Linked DNA regions of Homo sapiens: region 1 is linked to region 2. Evidence: chromatin contacts called from ENCODE Hi-C or POLR2A ChIA-PET data. All regions are on one chromosome and are shown on one strand. The core of a region is the stretch at or near the end of the contact, and the rest is flanking DNA. Distances in the headings are between cores, read along the strand shown.

Evidence for each region. Hi-C counts contacts between places; a loop is a spot of excess contacts on that map. ChIA-PET counts read pairs that join two places held with the same protein, here RNA polymerase II (POLR2A). Pooled maps may share reads with other maps.
Region 1: POLR2A ChIA-PET joins it to region 2 with 12 read pairs in H1. The contact joins two enhancer-like sites. A Hi-C loop is called at or near these places in 1 of 50 pooled maps. POLR2A ChIA-PET finds 5 or more read pairs at or near these places in 6 of 52 experiments (AG04450, H1, MCF 10A and 3 more).

The regions. Positions count from the first base shown.
Region 1 is chr9:110,167,917-110,173,865 of GRCh38, reverse strand. PALM2AKAP2 (PALM2 and AKAP2 fusion) reads right to left here. Exons shown (of 11, transcript NM_007203.5): 11 at 1,354-5,467. The coding sequence ends at 5,369. Among named protein-coding and RNA genes, the nearest start is that of C9orf152, 37 kb to the left of the region's middle. Within about 2 kb of position 1,250, at least 3 of the 41 ENCODE cell types and tissues checked have a DNase peak (open chromatin) inside an H3K27ac peak, as active enhancers do.
Region 2 is chr9:110,130,183-110,136,065 of GRCh38, reverse strand. The region is part of intron 7 of PALM2AKAP2 (PALM2 and AKAP2 fusion); the gene reads right to left. Among named protein-coding and RNA genes, the nearest start is that of C9orf152, 75 kb to the left of the region's middle. RefSeq lists an enhancer at 3,796-4,639. Within about 2 kb of position 4,090, at least 4 of the 41 ENCODE cell types and tissues checked have a DNase peak (open chromatin) inside an H3K27ac peak, as active enhancers do.

The DNA.
Region 1 (5,949 bases), core at 1-2,500, 41 kb before region 2:
CCTGGAGTGCCTGTCACATTCTCAGTGACATTCACAAGTGTTATCCACTGTTACTAGACTTTGATCAAATTTTTAAAGGGGTGCCCCCACTTCCAAATTCAGAACTCTCACCACTTAGAGGTTGAAAGATATCACCCCTGACAGGTGCCACAGAACACCCCCAGATGCTCAGAACAGGAAGATATGGTTGGAAATCCTGGGGAGAAAAAGGCTGGAAGAGTTACAAATGCGGAGAGAGAGAAAAAGGCAGCTGGAAAGGAAGTACCAGGAAGAGGAGGGGCCGAGGGAAAGACTAGGAAAACTGATGGTCAGGGGTCAGGGGCCCAGGGCTCGGTGATGGGATGGAGCAGCCGGAGACTGAAGCGGGAGGGAGGAAGTAGAAGGGAGGACGCTTCCTGAGAAACTTGTGGTCTTCGCATGCTCTTGAAATGAATAAATTTTGTTAAGTAAATTATACCACAATAAAGCTCTAGCAAAAAAAAAAAAAAAAGAAAAAAAAAGAAAAAAGAAAAAAAGAAAGAAAAGAAAAAGAAAAAGAAAAAGAGTTGGGGGTAGTCGAAGAGTAGGAAAATAAAGAAACCAGAGTAAGAGTTTGGGGAAAGGGGCTTTATGTTGAATACAACAAAAGGAGTCCTTCATGTCAACATGTAGCCATCAGCTATTCCTTGCAGAGGAGAGCCAAATACAGGTGCTTAGAATGTGGTTTTTTTTTTTTTTTTTTTTTTTTTTGAGACGGAGTCTGGCTCTGTCCCCCAGGCTGGAGTGCAGTGGTGCGATCTCGGCTCACTGCAAGCTCCGCCTCCCGGGTTCACGCCATTCTCCTGCCTCAGCCTCTCGAGCAGCTGGGACTACAGGAGCCCGCCACCGCACCCGGCTAATTTTTTGTATTTTTAGTAGAGACGGGGTTTCACCGTGTTAGCCAAGATGGTCTCGATCTCCTGACCTCGTGATCCGCCCGTCTCGGCCTCCCAAAGTGCTGGGATTACAGGCGTGAGCGACCGCGCCCGGCCGGTGCTCATAATGTATTCTAAAGGTTAGAGCCAAAAGCTACAGGCAAGGCTGGAGTTTACCGTTCGTCCTGCTGTTTGTCCAGCTCTTGCTGTGGCTTCGAGTCTATGTCCTTAAGAGGCACTTGCAGCTTCTGGCATCTAGCCAGGGTGGCTGGGGACAGCATTGAAAAGGGGGCTGTGGGAACAGCCTGGTGCAGCAGTGCCCCCTCAGCTCGGATTGATTCCTTTGTTGCAAACATGAGGAACCAGAAGCTGTCACACAGTAGCGGCCAAGTAGGACGCTGGCGTGCCACTGTTTGGCCCAGTCTTCCAACCTCCCTCACGGTCAAACAAGCAGCCATTATTTATAAAAACTCAACACACATTGGATTTTAATGAGAAAATAACTGTATACTTGCATTGAATGCCTCACAATCACTCTAAAACCAAAGCAGGATAATAACATTTAAGTGGTTAACATACACAGGAAAACCAGATACAGAGTATAATTTCCAAACACAGTATTGCTGCTTTTTTCCCCTCCTCCCCCAAAAAAAGAAAAACAAAGAAAAAATAATTTGGGTAAAGAGCAACACAAAATCAAAATTGGCAGCTCACTGAATGCTTAAAATTCAGGAAATTTGTTCTTTAACTAAAATGGAATATATTCACCATCTCTAACACTTAGGCTACTTTTTTTTCAATACATAGTTTAATTAAATCCATTCTTTAGTTGGGAAAAAAAAGGTTTAATTATTTGTCTTCAGAGACAAGAATCAACACTGTTTTAGTGTTCCTTGTTACACTTTATATATATATATGTGTGTGTGTATATATATGTGGACATTGATCTATATACGGCTTATATGTCATTGTCTAGGGTGAGCAGCATGCATGGGTATGAAGAGGCAAGTAAACTGCATTGTGTCATCCAAGTAAAACACAGCACGGCCTCCTGCCACTGACAGACCCTGTTTCCATAATTTCTGGATGAGAAAGCCAAGTCATGTCAGTAGTTAATCAGCTCTGGAGGAAAGTGAACACCTATAAACACGGCAGAATGCAATACTTCCAGAAAGGCTTTTAACACCTACAGAATCTAAACATTTTGTAAGAGGTGGGGTTAACAAGCTTGTGTGCTATTTGGGGGTGGGGCTGAGCATCAGAGGCAAAGTTTTTCGTAAGCCTCTTTCTCTCGATGGATTAGGCAGGAATGACTTTCCTCCAGGGGACGGTCCCATCTTCAGAAAGTTAAAAGGGTCCATTTGGGATCCCAGAGCCTAGCACGGTGCTATGTACAAAGCGGTGGCCCAAGGTTTCTTGAATGAATAAAAAACTCAAGAGCACAGAGAAAATCTGGCTCTCCCAAGTAAACTGTAATTTACATTTTCATGGGATTATAATAGGATCTTCAGTGAGTGGAGCAAGAAGATAGACAGCAGTAATCCGGAAGGCAGCATAGGAGTAATAGCAAAAGTTAAGAGATGTAGGGGCCACAGTGAAAACAGCTTTGTGACTGTGGGAGAGTCCCAGAAACAGTATTTCTTTCCTTATCCACACACGGAGCATGGCCCAAGAACCCCCAGCTCTAGAACTCTGTTATTCTTTAAGCAATAAGTGCTCTGGTTCAATCAACTGTGGTCAAAGACCACTTCATCTGCCTCTAAAGCCATTCCGCGAATAGTGTGGCCTCTTAAGCTTTTCTCTTAGCTGTACATTCTCTTGTCAACTGTAGGTTTCATGAAGCACATGGTTTCCTTCAAAACAGAACAAAAAACTTTAAGGTAAGTCATAAGGATGGTTTCCTCTTGTGAAAAATGGGGAAGTTAGTCTATATCATGTCTATGGTCTCTACCAGATCCATGAGTCAGAGAAAACATGAAGCGCATCACATTTTTTGGGCAACCCATAGAACTATCCTACTCTCCAGCCATCCTAACTGCCACTGTGCCTGGGGCTGTGCAATGCTGCTGCCTCCTCTGTTCTTATCCCTGTGTCTGCTTTGGGAACGCCCCCTTATCGCTGGGTTCTCAGCCCAGGCATCTGGGACCTCTGGCTAGAAATCCTCAGGTAAAGACGATCCTCCTTCCTGAGTCCTCCCATTTCACATCAGGACTTCTAATCTAACACGGATCTCATTTTCCTGAGAATTTTAGTCTCCATGCCAACCTCCCTCACTATAAAATGAATTTCTTGCAACAGGGATCTTACTTGTTTTGCGTCCCCAGTGGCTAGCACATTTTGTTGAGAATTCATTCAAAATATTCAGGAGACTCAACCATATAAAGATGGTGCCAATTGCCCATGTGCTATTTGGGCTGCCATCTGTAGGATGTGGCTTCAAGTTAGAGCTCCCTTGGCAGTTTTAAAGGATCCTTGTTAGTAGATGGTTCCATTTTTTACTTTGTGCCTACTTCTCATTTGTGAATAAATGTCCCCCCCCAAAGTCAACACTAGTCTAATAAAAGAAGCAAAGGAAATGTGCGTTAACATCTACATACAAATTTTGTGAAATTGCTACTTGTTAGAATAACATAATAGAGCTTATGACATAACAATATAAAAACAAAAATGATTTTTAGTGAGGTCTGAGTTAATTATTGCTTTTTTAAAAAACCACAGTTTTAAAACAAAGGAAAAAAAAAGAAGGCTGTTTATTTTTTTTTCTTTCTCATGGCCAGAATTGAAAATTTTCTCATCCAGAAATTTAGGGCACCCAATTATTGAATACCCTTATCATATTGCTTTAAATGACAGAAAGATTAAAGCTGGCATCCTCTATAGTATACTAAGCATGAATGTAAAGTATGAGAATAAATAGGAGACTCTCCTAAATGTCAAATTACAAAACCGCTCAAAACTTTGTAATTGTGACTCATGCAAATACCTTGTTAGGTCAACTTAATATTACAAATACTGCATCAGCTCGGTGCCTTTATATCCCTTTTCATAAAAAAGAAATTCTCACTCCACTCCTGAAGCCAGCAAACAGCTCTGGAGGAATTACCTGTACACCCAAGTGCCACGGTCACTCTGGAATTTTAATACACACACACACACACCCTTACTCATGAACATACACATTTTACAAACACACAATGGTGTACACACACACACACACACATCCACACACACCCCATCTTTAGGATTTGTAGCTGATTCCAAGCCTGCACTTATTTCTATTCTATATTTTTCTTTGTATCATCCTGAAACACACTGGTTGCTCAGCAAAAATAGTATCTCTTACCTCCTTATTTTATTCCCATTCTTTCTCCTTCCCTCCCTTTTTCTCTCTCTACCTTCCTGACTTTTCTTTCGTGTTTCCTTTCTGATTGATCCAAAAGGAATCCATCATTCTTCTTCCTATCTCTAAGGCCCACTTTATAATACAAAATAGTTATAAACACCTTTTTATTTCTTATCATCTACCTCTCCAAGGCAGAGTTCGCCTTTTTTTTCAATTATTGCCGCTCTAAAAATGCCCCCACCATCTTGAACCAAGTTGTTCAACGCGTACAGATTCTATACGTGTATATACTCCCCCATCCCATCATAAAAATAGTTGTTGCCCACTAAATATAGTTTTCCTATGAAGAAACATAACTGTGAAAATGTGTTCTCATAAACTGCAGATCAGTGAATATTATAAGCAGACACGATCCTAAAGCTAACATCATCCATTTGGTTTGTTTTTCTCTTCCCCTTTCTCAGCCTCCTCATGTAGAATAGATTGTGTTTGTGACATGAAGAACTATTGTCTTAAAATATGGATTTTATGAATTGTGATCATGAGTTGTTCTCAATTAAAAATAATTAAATGTAGGAGAAGTGGAATCATAACTGCCTCTTCTGGGCAAATATGGAGAGAAACGCCATTCATTTTATGGCTGCTGGAGAAAATGGAGTTAATGCAACACCCTCTGATGCTGCAAGTGACAGGTGGGAAACTGGTGCAGGGAAATATCCTGTGCCATGTAGGCTGCACCAGCCTGGGCCCTACTGCTCTCTAAGTGGCCCTACCACCATTGTCCTTCATCGCCCAGAGAGGCTGGTCTCAGTTCCGCCTGCAGCAACTATGTTGATTTGCTTGTAACATGTTTTGTCCTTTTGGATCCATTGTAGATTGGCCCCAAACCAGACACTGGGATTGAGTCACCAAAAAAGTCCTTTCTCTTTTGATTCCTGGGTGTCCAGAGTCTGATGGGGGGACTTCCTTTTCGTTTCATTTTCATCATTGTATATTGCAGCTTCTGGTCTACATAAGGATTGCTGAGTTTGTTTGCACTTTAATAAATAGTCCATTAAAATGCTTTCAGTTGTTAATTTCTTGGTTTCTTGGTCTCCCAAGCACCAAAGACGCTTCCTGGGTTGAAGGAAGTTTATTCGTTGTCTTCTTCCTCCTGGTTGGCATAGATCCCTGCTTCCCAGCGCAAAGCCAGTGCGCTCTTTCTTCGATTAACCCGTGTGGCCTCGAGGACCTGTAAAGAGAGGGGAAAAAATTATGCAGAGTTCATGGATGTTAATTATGAACATAAACCGACTTCTCTGTTTCTTTCTTCCTTTCTCTTTATCAACTTGAGAGGAGAAAGTGATAAAGCACTGCTGGGAGATAGGAGAGACGCTGGAAAAAGGGGAATGGGAGGTTCTGGTTATGCATTCATCTCACAGCCAGTATTCATCTGCTACTTGACCCCTAGTTTTCACCATAGAGAAATTTAATTTTCATGAAATGTTCTGCAAGTTTCTTTGAACTAGCCGTGATTCTGCATCAAGTTTTCAGATAAAGCAGATCCCTACACGCAGCAGATCAGTGCTGTCCAATTGAACTTTATGCAATGATGAAAACGTATCTCTGCTATCCAGTATGGTAGCCACTAGCCATACGTGGCTATTGAGCACTTGAAATAGGGCTAGTGTGGCTGAGAAGCTAAATATTTAATTTTATTTCATTTTAATTAAT
Region 2 (5,883 bases), core at 2,841-5,340:
TGACAAACTGACTCATAATTAAGAGGAAGGAAAATGGAAACCACAGTGACAAATTCTTTTGAATAGATATTTTCTAATAATCCCTTAAATGTTCATTTTCTTGTAGTAACAGGTGCCCAATCCTCTCTAATTTATGGATTCCATTTTGTTTACATGCTAGTGCCATTTTTAAATTTTATCTACTAAGGTGGAAGAGATTACATCATTATTGTACCAGAGTCTTCCCAAGTATTTTGCGGCAAATGATTGCAGGCTGTGCAATACGACTATTAATAGGATTGCAAAAAGAAGGTCCTTTTGTATGAACAGATCTTTAAAACATATGACTCTCTGCCAGATGTAATGCAGTTATTCTGGAGACAAGAAACTTTTTGGAAAATCTTTGCAGAATAAAATACTGGAAAACAGTAGATCCCTTTAATGGCAGCACACAGGCTACAGTGCCTCACTGCCATGGCTGTAATTGACCATGTGCCTTATGAACACCATCACCAAAGCCACTGACTGCACAGCTCTGTTTTCTGGGATTGCATCAAAATAATACTCTTTAGTTAAGAAGTCAGCACTGCTTTGAAAAACTAATGGCCAATGGTACCTCTCCTCCAGTTTTTTAACTGCTTTATATGTGATATCTTCAGTTTGTGATTCAATAAGAAAACCCTATCTTCTTAATGTTTTAAAACCCATCATATTTTTCTTTTTTTTTTTTTTTTAAGGAAGGAGGTTTTTTGTCTTGAGGGCTTTTTTTTTTTTTTTTTTTTTTTTTGAGATGGGATTTTGCTCTGTGGCCCAGGCTGGAGTGCAGTGTGCCATCTCGGCTCATTGCAACCTCTACCTCCTGGGACTACCGGTGTGTGCCATCACCCCTGGCTGATTTATATATATATATATATTTATATATTTTTTTTTTTTTGTAGAGACAGAGTTCCTCCATGTCTCCCAGGCTGGTCTTGAACTCCTGTACTCAAGTAATCTGCCCGCCTCAGCCTCCCGAAGTGCTGGGATTACAGACATGAGCCACCACACCCAACCCATCCATCTTATTTTTCTACCAGTTATCTAGCCTATGTAATTTTGTTATTTGGCATTAGAAACATTAATTTTCAAATTATAAGATGATTTTCTTTTTCATATCAAAGGACTCTGGCTTATCTCAAAGAATTCCAGTAAAGTATAAACTTAATTTGAGTTACCATCAAGGACCTTACAACACCTAGGTTGGCTTTGTTTCCCTGTCTCAAGTTTATAATGTGCCTGGTATTATTGACATAGGACAATGCAAAATTGCAAGAGAGTGTAATTTTCATTTATCTAAGGTTTCAACAATTTTAAATGCTTAGAATATTAAAACACCACCTTAGGACGATTCTCAGGAAATTAATTTCAAAATCCTTCCCAAAAAAGTGGATAATTATGGATTTGTTCTTGAGACCTAAGAAAACACTGGAGTTCATCGTAAGTGCTCTACACTGCTGTCAGAATGTTGAAAAACTCTCTGAGTTATCCATGAACTGGGGGGTTTCCTTCACTCTTCACTTTCCACATTTCCTTTCAGACTTAAATTATTCAAGTAATGTATATGTCTTCTCCATTAACAGGCACAAATAATGAGTGTTCCTCTTTTGTCAACATCTTCCATTCTCTGATTTTCTTCCAGTCTAGGTCTGGTCTTTGTTAAGGAGTGATACTTAACACAATTAATATTTATAATTGCTAATATCTTTATTTTTTATTTTTGACCATCATTAAATAGTAGTTTTTGCCACCACCTTCCTTTTTTTTTTTAAGAGACAGGCTCTTGCTCTGTTGCCCAGGCTGGAGCACAGTGATGTGATCATAGCTCACTGCAACCTTGAACTCCTGAGCTCATGGGATCCTCCTGCCTCAGTCTCCCTTAGGACTACAGGTGGGCATTACCATGCCTGGCTAATTTTTAAAATTTTTTGTAGAGATAGAGTCTCGCTATGTTGCCCAGGCTGGTCTCAAACTCCTGGACTCAAGCAGTCCAGCCTTGGCCTCCCAGAGTGCTGGGATTACAGGCATGAGCCACCCTGCATGGCCAGCCCTTTTAAAACTATTAACTAAACTTTTTGTTGGATGAGACATTGTCAGTAACTTCTACTCATATATCATTAAGCATTACACAAAATTTGAATGCTGAAACTTACTGGCTGCCATTCAATTTCAAGTAAACCTAGGCCAAAATTAGCCCACTCCATGGAAAATTATTATTGAAATAAGAAGACAAACAAAGAGAGATTCACGGTACTGCTAAGATGAGTCAGATTACCTATGGCACCCTCACCCCTGGCTTCTTTTGGCCAATGACTCACTGCTAATATTCTGCATGGGAACAACAGAGCTCTCCTTCTATCCTTTTTGGCTTGGGGGCCGGGGTGGGCGGAGGGTAGTGGGAAATCAGTAGGAAGCTGGTAGGACTGAAATATGGTTAGAAAACACTGCTCTCCTGAAACACAAGATGCTTTAGAATACCTGAGGAGAGGAAGAAGGGCAACGTAATAGTAAAGGAAACTAAAAGGCAAATAATTAGTTCTATAGTTTAATTAATTAATCCGTTCATTAAACATGAGGGGAGGTTATTCTGCAGGGTCATAATGAAATTAGCAGCAACAATAAGCTCCAGAAGACAACACCCTTTAAAAAAAAAATGAGTTCTCTGTACTTCCAAGAAAGCCCTAAGTCTATATTAGAGTTTTCTTAGTCTGAATCAGGCAAGTGAAGAAATTGCTTCTCTTTGTCTCTTGTTGCTAATCACAGAGGAAGGAGTGATGGGGCTTATCTCCAAAGCCATTTCCCAAGAACACTTTTCCGCTCCTCACATCAGCATTATCCCTTTCTGTTGAATGTTTCACACTTCAAGTGCTCGATGATGAATGAGCAGATGACTTTCCACGTTTTCTTTTTAGGATTCAAAAATTGTATCAGCTCTTTCCAAGGCACCCTTTTTGAACTAGAAATAGTTGTTTTGGTACCAAATATTTAAAATCTAAGACAACAATTTGACAATATACTTTTGCAATTGTTTGAAAAAAAATACAAAACTGCCATTATCTTTGAATCAGAAATTATTTTACAAGTAGTTATGTCTTCTGTGATCGGTCAAACTGAGATTTTAAAATATGCTAGTTAGTTGGCAGGGTGCAATAATAGCTCATGCCTGTAATCCCAGCACTTTGAGAGGCCAAGGTGGGTGGATCACTTGAGGTCAGGAGTTTGAGAACAGCCTGATCAACATGGTGAAACCTCCTCTCCACTAAACATACAAAAGTTAGCCAGGCATGGTGGTTGGTGTACACCTGTAATCCCAGCTACTTGGCATGAGAATCGCTTCAACCTGGAGAGCGGAGGTTGCTGTGAGCCAAGATAGTGCCACTGCATTCCAGTCTGGGTGAGGAAGTGAGACTGTCTCAAAAAAGGCTGGGTGTGGTGGCTCACGCCTGTAATCCCAACATTTTGGGAGGCCAATGTGGGTGGATCACTTGAGGTCAGGAGTTTGAGACCAGCCTGACCAACATGGTGAAACCCTGTCTCCACTAAAAATACAAAAGTTGGCCAGGCATGGTGGTGTACACCTGTAATCCTAGCTATTTGGCAAGAGAATCTCTTGAACCCGGAGAGCAGAAGTTGGAGCATTCCAGCCTGGGTGAGGAAGTGAGGCTTGGTATCAAAAAGAAAAAAAAAAAAGAAGCCCGCACGGTGGCTCACCCCTGTAATCCCAGCACTTTGGGAGGCTAAGGCAGGCAGATCACCTGAGGTGAGGTCAGGAGTTCGACACCAGCCTGGCCAACATGGTGAAACCCCATCTCTACTGAAAATACAAAAAATTAGCCAGGCGTGGTGGCAGGTGCCTCTGTAATCCCAGCTGCTTGAGAGGCCGAGGCAGGAGAATTGCTTGAACCTGGGAGGAGGAAGTTGCAGTGAGCCGAGATCATGCCACGGCACTCCAGCCTGGTCAATAAGAGTGAAACTCCATCACACACACACACACACACACACACACACACACACACACGCTAGTTACTTGTTAAAAGTCAAAGTTTGGGGGTTCCAGTGTAATTTGGGATGATTCCTTTCCGATACATTTTTTTAAACCTCTAGACACTGGAGGGTGTAAACAGGAAAGAGGCCCTCCTTCTTGTGAGCTATATGGCATCCAGTCCCCCTTTCCCCATAAATTCAGAAAATTCTTCATGACACTCAATTCCATCTACTCAGGAAGCAGCAGGTTTAACCTCTAATTGGCATGGAAGTATTTAAAGAGATAAACAACTCTGAATTACTGATTCACAATCATGCACCAGAGGTCCTGAGGTTTTGTAAAGTTAGACAACAATGATAACAAAAGAGCGAATTCCTGAGTTCCACTGTCAGCAGTAAGAATTTGCCTTCATGCATGATGGCCTGATAGAATCAAAGCCACTGGCAACTACACCAGGTAAATGGAAATGGGCTGGAAATCTAACCTATCCGGATTAGGCAGGAATCTGGGCTTGGTATCATCAGATGATGTCTTGTTTAAACCAACAAATGCTTATTGCTCTCTTTGAAGATAAGAAGGTCCAGAATTTTCTCCATGCTTCAAATTAGGCGAACGTGATTCCAGATTCAGATAAGATGCACATTCATTCAATCACCAGGAAAGTCCTTTTTGAAATGAACTATGCCCCAATGCAAAAACAGGAGGATATGAAAGAATCATCAAACTGGGTTTTCTAAGGTCAGAGAAAAACTAAGGTGCAAAGGGGCTGTGGGAGCTTTTTAGATCGGCCCAGTTCACCCTCCAGGTAGAGCCCTAATACCACGACACAGAAACCTGCCCTTCCCACTAAATTCTAGAATAGTTAACAGCTGGTTAGGATGCCTACCATTTACTTTCACATACTTGATCGGGGCAATTTAATACAGCTGTGTGCTTCTGGAATTAGTTTAAATTACATTCCAGGGTCTGACAACCATCCTAAATGGGAATATAAACTCAAGGGATGGTCATCTAGGATCCAATGAGAGATCCCACGCCCCACAGGTGGCTTCCTCCAGTACTTAGCTCCCTTTAACTCCCAAGAACCCCTGAAGCTTTGCTAATTGGCATAATTAAGGTGAGAAATAGGTTTTCATTAGTGAAATTAGTGGCCTGTCAATTAGCATAATGAATGTTAGAAATCCGTGAAATTGGTGGTGTTCAAATTTGTGGATTAGAGATCTTCCTCACCCTTTCATAAAGGGGATATGCCAATAGAGCGAACCCTTTGGTTTATACACCCTTAGGGATGGTGTTTGAGGTTTGAAAACTAAACGATCTTGTTTCTAGCCTTTGGCTCAGGGGACTTCGGTTGCTTACCACCCACTAAAATGGTAACAGAATCCTGTCTTCATAAAGTTGCCACATCTGTCTTCAGGCAAGGTGGGGTTGGAGCATCTAGAAATTTAGGGAGCTGAGATTTCCTCATAGCATTTTTTATAAATGTTTATTCAACTCAAGTCTGTATGAGTGCCAGAATTTGGTCCCAGAGACCTGTGTTTAACATAACCTGGTAGCCAGGCTGCAACTAAAGTCGCCTTTATTTACCAAAAAGTGTTTAATAGTTTTGCAAAGCAAATTAGCGTGGCTTAATTTACAACACAGGTGCCTATGTCTCCACCTAAAGAATGCAGGAAATGTGGTAATTCAGAGTTTAGCGTCCAAAGACCAGAGTCTGGGGTCATTTCTTGGCTCTACCTATAAAAGTCCTACCAGACTTTTTGTAATTATGGAATTCTGCTGAGAACAGAACTCCTTCATAAGCAGGACTAATAATATCTCCCAAATCTGTTTTGAGAATTAAGTTAGAAAATGTACTTAAAAGTACTATGTAAACTGTAAAA